Regions from separate parts of the Homo sapiens genome. Here region 1 is linked to region 2. Evidence: read pairs that join two places in POLR2A ChIA-PET (ENCODE). Cell type or tissue: CD4-positive, alpha-beta T cell. All regions are shown on one strand. Region 1 overlaps SH3KBP1 (SH3 domain containing kinase binding protein 1). Region 2 overlaps SH3KBP1 (SH3 domain containing kinase binding protein 1).

Region 1 (5,000 bases), 78 kb before region 2:
AATTGCTGCTGTCACTGACTTTCAACCTGTAGATTTTTCTCTGTGTAAAGTTGTGGCTTCCATTGGGTGAGGGGAGGAGGTGCCATACCTGTGCCTGAAGCCTCATTTGCGCCACACTAGTCAATTTAGCTAATCAGCCTGAATCTTGTCATAATGTAGCCACCTATGAATATAACTGGTGAGGCGTCCTGATGCACAGAACCCAATCTCCCAGTGATGATTTGATTATTGGGCCCCAGGAACTGACAAAGACTGATTTTTAATTTATTTTTTTATTTTTTTTAGACAGTCTTGCTCTGCCACCCAGGCTGGAGTGCAGGGGTGGGATCATAGCTCACTGTAGCTTCAAACTCCTGGGCTCAAGTGATCCTCTTGCCACAGCCTCCCAAGTAGCTAGGACCACAGGTATATGCCACCTCACCTGGGTAATTATTTTGTATTTTTTGTATAGACGGGGTTTCACCATATTGCCCAGGCTGGTCTCCAACTCCTGCGCTCAAGTGATCCGCCCGCCTCAGCCTCCCAAAGTGCTGGGATTACAGGCGTGGGCCACCGTGCCTGGGCGGGTCTTGCTATGTTGTTCAGCTGGTCTTGAACTCCTGGGCTCAAGTGATCCTCCCGCCTTGGCCTGCCCAAGTGTTGGGATTACAAGTATGAGCCACTATGCCAGGCCTATTATATTGTTAAAAACATACAAAGAACATGTGTCAAAGTTTCGTTGAACTTATTTAATGAGGGAACTAGCAGAATAACAAAACAAGCTCAGTGAGGATATGAGGAACTCAGTGGAAAAAAAAAAAACCTCAGTGGAAAAAGGAATGTTCAAATAAGATTGCTAAGTTAGGTTCAAAACTGGTTCATGTCTTAGAGAACAATAAAATCTTTACCTTTGGGGTTATCATCTCTACCAGAAAAGAAAAAAGAGAAAACAGCATACCTTATCATTTTTCTACATTATCTTCTGACTTTTATAGGATTGTAAAATATCCTAGTAGTGTTAGTTAAATCAAGTTACATTTTCAGAGTCAGGTGACCCTCCTGGCGGGGGATGGGGGGGAGTGTTTATTAAAAATGCAATAGCATGACATTAAAAGGTCACATGATCATCTTTTTTGCCTAGTTTCTAAGTTTTGGGTTTTTTGTTTGTTTGTTTGTTTGTTTGTTTGTTTGTTTTTTTGTTTAACAGACCATGACAGACCATAATATGGGGTACAATAATAGGAAAAACTAGGATGATATCTTAAAGTCATTTAATGAAAAAAAAAAAAAAAAAAAAAAAAAAGACTGCACTTCTGGGACCTCAGACTGCTACCTAAAACAGAAAGCCAGTCACCTATTTCAGGTAGATGTGGACTCTTTCACAGGGGTTAATTTTCCCATGTTGGATTTAACTACCAGTATCTTCCTTTTAAAACCTTACCCTCAGATCCAGACAACATTGTTCTTTAGTCAAGCAAAGCATGTATAAGCAGCCTTTTCTTCTGAGTTCTCCTGGAAGGGACCCACAGCTATTCATTTTCAAATGAATTTTAAAAGAAAAAAAGCCTTGAAACTATAGCTCGGGCTGATGTGCATGTGTCTGCCTGCTCTTTTAGGGGACATTTGTCTGTTAGGGGACATTTGATAAAGTTCAACAGGACACAGGCCCTCAACATTTTGTAGCTCACAGATAGACATGTGGAAGGCAGGAAGCTATGATAGGGGTTAAAAGAATATGCTTGTTGATCTTTAAATTTATCTGACTCTGTCTGTGAGGAAGTAAGCTGTTTTCTCTGCCTGTTTTTGTATGTGTTCGGCAAAAGTACATTTTCCCCTCTGCCTGCCCAATTGTTGATGGGTGAAGTGTGTACACTTGCAGCTTGCATGTCCTATGTGTGCTGAGCATAACCATTCTCAGCTCACTTGCCGTGGCCTCAGCTTTCATTTGCTAGGTGTTTTAGATCTCTCTTTGGCACATTTAGAGCCCATTTTGATATTTGTTTAAAGTGGTTGGTGAATGTGGCTGTTCTTTTTTGATCCATGAGGCGAAAGGCCAGTATTTTGCCTAATTGTACCACTCCAAGATAAAGCTCACAGTTACTTTGTTCTTCTTGATTTATGAAGGGATCACAAATCTACTTCAACAAGTGTCATAAAGTAGAGATTTTCAGGTTACTGTTCTACATTCAAAGACCCTGACATGGACCTCTTTAATCATATTTCACTTTTCTTTAAACTTTAAACTCAAGGGCCATTAATTTTGTGAATTATATGGATGATTGTTTTCAAGATGTTTGTCTCTCTTCACAAGGTAGCAGTAATTTTTCTGGGTGTGTTATGTTATGTTATGTTATGTTATGTTATGTTATGTTATGTTATGTTATGTTATGTTATGTTATTTAGAGACAGTGTCTCCTTCCATAGCCTAGGCTGGAGTGTAGTGGTATGATCATGGCTCACTGCAGCCTCAACCTCCCAGGCTCAGGTGATTCTACCACCTCAGCCTCCCGAGTAACTGGGACTATACACATGTAACCACCTAACCTGTTTTTTTTTTTTAAATTTTTTGTAGAGATGGGGGTATCACTATGTTGCCCACGCTGGTTGCCCTCCTGGGCTCAAGTGATCCTTTCGCTTTGGCCTCCCAAAATGCCAGGGTTATAGGCAGGAGCCACCGTGCCCTGTCCAGGTATGTATTATAATGTGCAGAGCCTCATCTTGCTCACAACATTTAGTCCTGGTGTCCTTGGGCATGTGGGCATCTGCTGTGTGTTAGGCACCAGAGGATATAAACTCAAATGAGATGGACTGAATGGAATATTGTCACAAATGTAACTTCTAGAGGATGATAGTTTTAGCTCCTATGACCTGCCTTTGGGAATTCTGTGCTTTAAACATTGTTCTACAAAGATATTCTGTAAAGATGTTCTGGATTAAAATGCCACTTGAGAAGTTTCTGGCTGAATTCATCCAGCAACTGTTAGAATGTGCTAAATGAACCTACAGTTAGCTTTTTGGCCCTGATGGCTGTGTTACTTTATGGAGTAATAATGGCTGCATTCTATTCAAGGCTTACTGGCTGCCTGGCATTGTATGTATAATCTACCCATGTCTGTCTGTGTACAGTGACTAAAATTTGTTGAGCCCTTACTGTATGCCAGGTAGGAAGGAGGCCAAGCCCTTTCCATGTTTTTTTGTTTGTTTGTTTTTTGAGATTGAGTCTCACTCTGTCACCCAGGCTGGAATGCAGTGGTGCAATCTGGGCTCATTGCAACCTCCACCTCCCAGGTTCAAACAGCTCTCGTGCCTCAGCCTCTGGAGTAGCTGGGATTACAGGCGTGCACCACCACGCCTGGCTGATATTTGTATTTTTAGTAGAGATAGGGTTTTGCCATCTTGGCCAGTCTGGTCTCAAATTCCTGGTCTCAAGCAATCCACCTGCCTCAGCCTCCCAAAGTGCCGGGACTACAGGCATGAACCACCGTGCCCAGCCCCTTTCCATGCTTTTTTATCTCATCAAATTCTTCTACCACTCTATGACAGGTAACTGAGGCATATCAGTGTTAAAAGCCATACTCACAGTCACACAAACTAGTGAGGAGCAAAGAGAGCATTAGAATCTAGGCCAACCAGCTCTGCAACCTGAGCTCAAGCGGGCAGCATTATCTGGGTGTCTGAATTGTCCTGACAGGACTGTGCTCCTCACCATTATTGTCTGCTGTATTATGCCTTCCCCAAGTGTCCATTCAGGTGGAATCATGGTATTTAACTTATTTCTGTCTGCATTTTAAATAATTCTCTTCAAAAGTTGGCCCTTTCAACTCAAAAGAACAACCTTTGCCTGGATTTATGGGCTTGTGTTGTTTTTTCCTACAAATTCTGAAATTAAGGCAATTAGGGAAAATATTTCGTTATTATTAATTTGTAAGCACACGTTGTTTTGCAGTGTTCAGCAGGCTATGCTTTCTAGGAGTTTGACTGTCTTTTCTATCAGTGGTAAATAATCAAGATGTGTGACTATCCAATTGTTCCCCATCCACGGGGCCCTCAAAACCAACCAATTCCAGCTCAAATTATTCTTGAAACTTTAAACATACAGTTTTCTTTCAGAAAAACAATTTCTAAAACTAACAACTGGAACCTGTTAGATTCTGTTGTGAGAAATGTTATTCCAAGTAGGGTCTGGAGTAATTAAGTACAAGTGTGTTACCAATAAGAACCCACATCATTTGGTGGTTTCTTCAGGCTTTGTAACTGTTGTAGTGCAGAAAATGTGGTGGAGGGGGGCGGTCTTGTGACTCAGGGAGAGCTGTGACCTCAGTGAGTTTTAATCGCCTGACTGAGTTGATCGTGGTGATTATGCATAATGGAATCTTATTTTCTTAATGGCAAGATTATCGAATCTTAGCTTGGAAAGGGACTTTAAGATCATGTGTTTTAACCCTTAGCTTTCTACCAGATCAAAATCTAAACCATCTGAGATATCACCGTGATCATTACTGGATATTTAAACTTGTTAAGCTTGGGGCTCCCACAGCGACTCCATGTCAGTGTGTCTCTAACCTGGTCCTGCTCCAGGTGCACTACGTCATCAGAATTTTGTTTTGGGGGCAGGAGTAGGGATAGAAGCCTTAGAATCTTTTAAAAAGTTCAGGTGATTCTGCTGCTTGATCTAAAGCTTGGGCATTCATTTTGCACAATGGTACCGATAGGGCAGTACCATGTTTTTAATTCTAGTTTCTTTTCTCAAGAACATGAATTGGTAGCTGGTGACTTCAATTAGAAAATATTTTCATCTTATTTCTAAAGTAGCTTTATGGATAAAGTATTAATAGCTATATTAGTGAATATGTAAGTAAACACAATCATGCTGGAAATTATTGTAAAAGTTTACTACAAATACACAAAGAACATAGTGCTATGTAAACAGTGCTTGATTTAAGTCCATTAGAATTAATACATTCTGGCTGGGTGTGGTGGCTAACACCTGTAATCCCAGGACTTTGGGAGGCCAAGGCGGG
Region 2 (5,000 bases):
AAAAATAGCTGCTAAAGCACTTTAATTTATAAGCCTTTGCCAGTGTACAGTTGTATCATTGCTAGCATCATCACCTATTTTTAGAGCCTGTGGATAGGAATCCATGACGTCAGGATTCTGTGAACATAAGGTGTTGTCCAAGCAGTGCACCATCCCCCAACTTATATTTGCATGGTAATTGGTTCTGTGGGGTCAGCATGCATGTCACATATTTTTAGTCAGAAGCAAGTACACAGAGACTTGTGGTTTGCTGTTCAATTTGAAAAGTGTTTGAATGAAAGCTTGTCCTGTGGTCTTTTGGAAGTAACTGGAGATTTCTGTAGGGACTGACAAGAACAACAGACGTTTGAGTGTCCATTTTGCAGAGGCTAAACTGGGAGGGGAGAGATTGTAGGCAGGAAGACATGATTATAATCCAGGCAGTACTCCAGGAAACAGTGGTTAAGAGATGAGCTCTCGCCTGTAATCCCAGCATTTTGGGAGGCCAAGGTGGGCGGATTACTTGAGGTCAGGAGCTTGAGACCAGTCTGGCCAACATGGCGAAACTCTGCCTCTACTAAAAAACACAAAAATTAGCCGGGTGAGGTGGCACGTGCCTGTAATCCCAGCTATTCGGGAGGCTGAGACATGACCATTGCCTGAACCCGGAAGTGGAGGTTGCAGTGAACTGAGATCACGCCATTGTACTCCAGCCTGGGCAACAGAGTGAGACTGTCTCAAAAGAAAAAAAAAATGAGAGAGATGAGCTCTGAAGCTAGACAGGTTGAGTTCCAATCCTGGCTCCTACTTGTCTGACCTTGAGCAAGTTTGCTTAGCCCCCTGGGTCTTGTGTGGGTGTCTGAGTAGGGCCATAGTGTAGATTAAAAGTTGCAGTCCAGGTGAAGCTCTTAGAGCGGGGTTTGGCACATGGTAAGCACTCAGATGTTAGCTGCTATTCATGTGGGAGTCTTCTATTCATTTTATTGTGGTAATATATGTAACATAAAATTTACCATTTTAGTTATTTTAAGTGTACAGTCAGTAGCATTAATTACATTAGAATGTTGTGCAACTATCCGTACTATCTATGTCCAAAACATTTTCACTACTCCTGAGAGAACCCTTTAACTATCAAACAGTAACTTCCCATTCTGCCTCTCCCAACCTTTCAGGTAACCTCTAATCTACTTTCTATCTCTATGAATTTGCCTATTCTAGATATTTCACATAGGTGGACTCATACAATGTTTATCCCTTTGTGTGTTTTATTTCACTTAGCATAATGTTTTCCAGGTTCATCCATGTTGTAGCATGTATCAGAACTTTATTCCTTTTCGAGGCTGTATAATATTCCATTTTGTGGATATACCATATCTTGTTTATCCATTCATCTCTTAATGGACACTTGGGTTATTTCCTTCTTTTGGCTATTATGTATAAAGTTGCAGTAAACACTGGCATACAAGTTTGCCTTGGGGGCAAAGCTTTCAATTCTGCTGGGGTCCCTGCTTTCAATGCTTTTGAGTATATACCTAGAAGTGGAATTGCTGGATCAGATGGTAATTCTATATTTAACTTTCTAAGGAGCTGCCATACTGTTTTCCACAGGAGCTGCCCTATTTTACATTCCCATTAGCAATATACAAAGATTCCAGTTTCTCCACATCCTCATCAACACTTGTTTTCTTTTAAAATTCTAGCCATCCTAGTAGGTACGAAAGGGTATTTCATTGTGGTTTTCATTTGCATTTCCCTAATGACTAATGATGTTGAACATCGTGTCACATGCTCATTAGCCACTTGTATGTTTTCTTTGGAGAAACGTCTATTCAAGTCCTTTGCTTGGCATTTATATTTTTTTCCCTTTATGTTTTTAAGATACTACAGGAGGACAAAAAAGAAACAGATTGAGAAAGTAGATGCAGCCAGACTGGGCGACTGCTTAGATAGGGGGATAATACTGAATTTTCTACTCTGGGTAATTGGGTGGATGATGGGGTACCAAAGAAGACAGGCTGCCCTTTCCTGGGAGAAGGGGCAGGTTGGAGAAAAGGTATTGGCTTTGGGTGGGGCTGCATTGAGCTTGGGTGTTATCCAGGTGGGGAGCCTATAGAATTAACTGCCACGGCCATGTGTCCGATTGGTTTCTCTGAAAAAAATGCAAGACATATTTTAGGTTTTGTCTCCTCCCTGCTTCCACCTAAAGAAGCAACTTAAGCAATTCACTCATCATTCAGCTTCTCTATTTGGCAAATGTGAACAATTACTGGGGGAACAATGGAGTCTGGAATTTATGGGCCAGCCTCTCTCCTGGTGCCAGTTTCTCAGCCCTTCAGCACCTGCTCTTGATCAGACCCAGTCCTTCCTAGCCAGCTGCTCCCCACGTGCTGCTCTGAAGCATTGGGGAGTAGGGGTGAGCCTTCTTGAGAACCATGGCTTCTGAGGCTTTCTCCAGGGACCACCCCAGCCTCACAATGCTGGCGCTGCTTCTCCCACCCTTCCCCGGCTGCATGCCATTAGCAGTTATTGCTAAGTAGACACTTGCTATGTCGTCCTCAACCCACTGACTTTCTCTGAGTTACTCCTTGGCAAAGTTGGGTGTTGTGCTCTGTTGTGTTACTGCATCACGTTGTGTCTAGGTGGGGAATTTGCACGTGCACAGTCATACCCACACTGCGATGGAAAATGAGGTTTGAGCAACTGTTCTTCCCCCAAAGAAGCAACCGGTGAGGAAATGAGCCCACTTGGTGGCTTGTTGTCTTTACTTTCAGAGCCAGAGCAGGCTGGCAGCCATCACCAAGTTAGCATCCTGTCATGTGGCTCAGGCGGGCAATGTTTGCAGATTGTCCCCTGATGCCATCTGCCTGTGAGGCTACAGGAACCCCCAGCAACTGCTGCTCTAGCAGGTGCTGGGGCTGCTGAGGTAGGTGTCCGTGTACATATATTCAAGCACACACAGCTTTGTGTGGTGTGCAGAGGTACCGGTGTTGGGCTAGGGCTGAGCTTCGCCTAGTTAGGCCTCTGGGACGCCAGTTGAAACACTCAACCTAGCAAAGCGCCAGCCCCAGTTGTTGGTTTCCGGTGGGGCCCTGGTGAGGGAGGAAGAGAGGGTGAGGCTGCTGTGAACAGAGGCAGCAACTGGGGAATTGGATATGGTAACTAACACACTCTTGAGTGTGCAGGAAGCTGCGGGGAGTGGCATTGTTTTGACAAACTTTTGTTGCTTTCTTTCTGCCTCTGCCCTCTGCTCGGGCCTAGTCATGGCCCTCTACCCAATTTAGCATCTCTGTTCCTTCCAGCGGGGAGCCCATCCCCATTTCTTACCTCATGGGCTCTTTTTAAGGAGCGCATTCCTCATCTTTGAGCTCTTCCTGCCATTCAGCCATGCTTTGGGTCAGCCCCTAAGCTTTCACTTTTCCCCAAGTTACTGTGATTATGGATTCAGACAAGCCTAGAAAATCCTTACTCCTTTGGGGGGAATTCCTGTATACAGACTTATACTTTGTGAGTCACTATTATCTTGGTCTAATAATGCTTTTTAAAACAATTATGTAAATTATTAAAGCAATTTGAAATAATTATATTAGCCATCAGATTTCAGAAATCTAGATCTTAATGGAGCTTTGATTAAGAGTCTACCTAGAGCAGGGGTCAGCGAACTTTTTCTGTAAAGGGCCAGATATTTTAGACTTTGATCTCTGTTGCAGCTACTCAGTTCCGCTGGTGTAGCATGAAAGCAGCTGTACAAAATACTTAAATGCATGAGTATAGTTGTGTTCTAATGAGACTTTCTTTACAAAAGTGAGTGGTGAGCTTTCATTTGCTGACCCCTGATCTAGAGTGATAAGCCATCCTTATTTTTTTTCTTTGTCAAGAGTTGAAAAGCCAGAGGAACTTGATGACTGTAAATGCATTAGAATCATCTTCTTTTGGGTTTAGTATCCTTGTGAGCACAATGGTAATTTGGGAATATGCTTCTTTAAATCTCTGTTGAGAAGAAGATAAATCAGAAGGCTTTTTAAGGGGGTGAGTCTGCTTGGCCAAAGCTTGTCATTGTTTAACAAGAACAGGCTGTCACTTAGAGCTGTATGGTGGCTTTTATGTTTCACTCATTCTCTTTATAGTCACATGGAATGGCCATAGTTACATAAGGTCGCCTCACCATACTGGGGCTTATTCCACTTTATAGGACCAGGTGCTTTTCTAATAAATGTAAGAAAACTACAAAGATACAGAAAATGGTGTTTTTAAAACATGATGTTATGCTAAGTTGGCATTGCTATAGTTCATTTCCAGAAAGATGGAGCTTAAGATAGTCCAAGAGGCATTCTAAAGTTTCAAACTATAATCTTGTTTTCCTTTTATCTGTCCTCACAGGAAATAAAGAAAGAGATGAAGAAAGACCCTCTCACCAACAAAGCTCCAGAAAAGCCCCTGCACGAAGTGCCCAGTGGAAACTCTTTGCTGTCTTCTGAAACGATTTTAAGAACCAATAAGAGAGGTATGGAAAAGGAAAAAGAGGTTCCCTCCCTGCACACAAACAAAAGCTGGAAACTTCTGGTGAACTGTGTCAAACTTTATATTGCTGAAAAATTGAATAGAGTTTGTCCTTTTGGTTTTTGGTATATATTTTGGATACACACATACATACTTGGCAAGTGACTATATGTATAGTAACTGTAATAAAGGGAACTAATAAAAATATTTTTTGACAGTGGGAAAGTAGACTACATTTGTAAATGATGATTTTTCTGGAGCTGTAGATTTCACTTTCATATCTATTTTTATGGATGAAAGGTGAATTTAGAGAATGCTGTGGTGCAGGCCTGAGCCGTGTGTCTGACCGCACTCTCCCTTTAATTTAAGGCAAACCTTATCAAGTTATTTCTCTCTCCAACTGCTAGGCTCCCTAGCGCAGACCCTGCCTCTCTGAGTTTGTGAGGCAGAATGTGCAAAGATATAGCTAACACATCTGTCTGACCAGAAGACCTTTAACAATCTTGTTTTCTCTCTTTTGAGAC

Evidence for each region. Peaks named below come from ENCODE experiments on the same cell type or tissue, not always from the same donor. Only the 100,000 strongest peaks of a DNase experiment are listed, where the experiment ranks them.
Region 1: POLR2A ChIA-PET joins it to region 2 with 7 read pairs; 8 of 35 experiments call an interaction of 5 or more read pairs at or near these places.

Annotation. Positions count from the first base shown.
Region 1 is chrX:19,824,064-19,829,063 of GRCh38, reverse strand. The region is part of intron 2 of SH3KBP1 (SH3 domain containing kinase binding protein 1); the gene reads left to right. Among named protein-coding and RNA genes, the nearest start is that of SH3KBP1, 61 kb to the left of the region's middle. In CD4-positive, alpha-beta T cell, no CTCF peak of the experiment used is centred here; a DNase peak (open chromatin) is centred at 4,253; H3K27ac peaks cover 822 bases.
Region 2 is chrX:19,745,798-19,750,797 of GRCh38, reverse strand. SH3KBP1 (SH3 domain containing kinase binding protein 1) reads left to right here. Exons shown (of 18, transcript NM_031892.3): 3 at 4,357-4,480. Among named protein-coding and RNA genes, the nearest start is that of SH3KBP1, 140 kb to the left of the region's middle. RefSeq lists an enhancer at 2,687-2,736. In CD4-positive, alpha-beta T cell, no CTCF peak of the experiment used is centred here; DNase peaks (open chromatin) are centred at 147, 1,747 and 2,957; H3K4me3 peaks cover 246 bases; H3K27ac peaks cover 4,944 bases.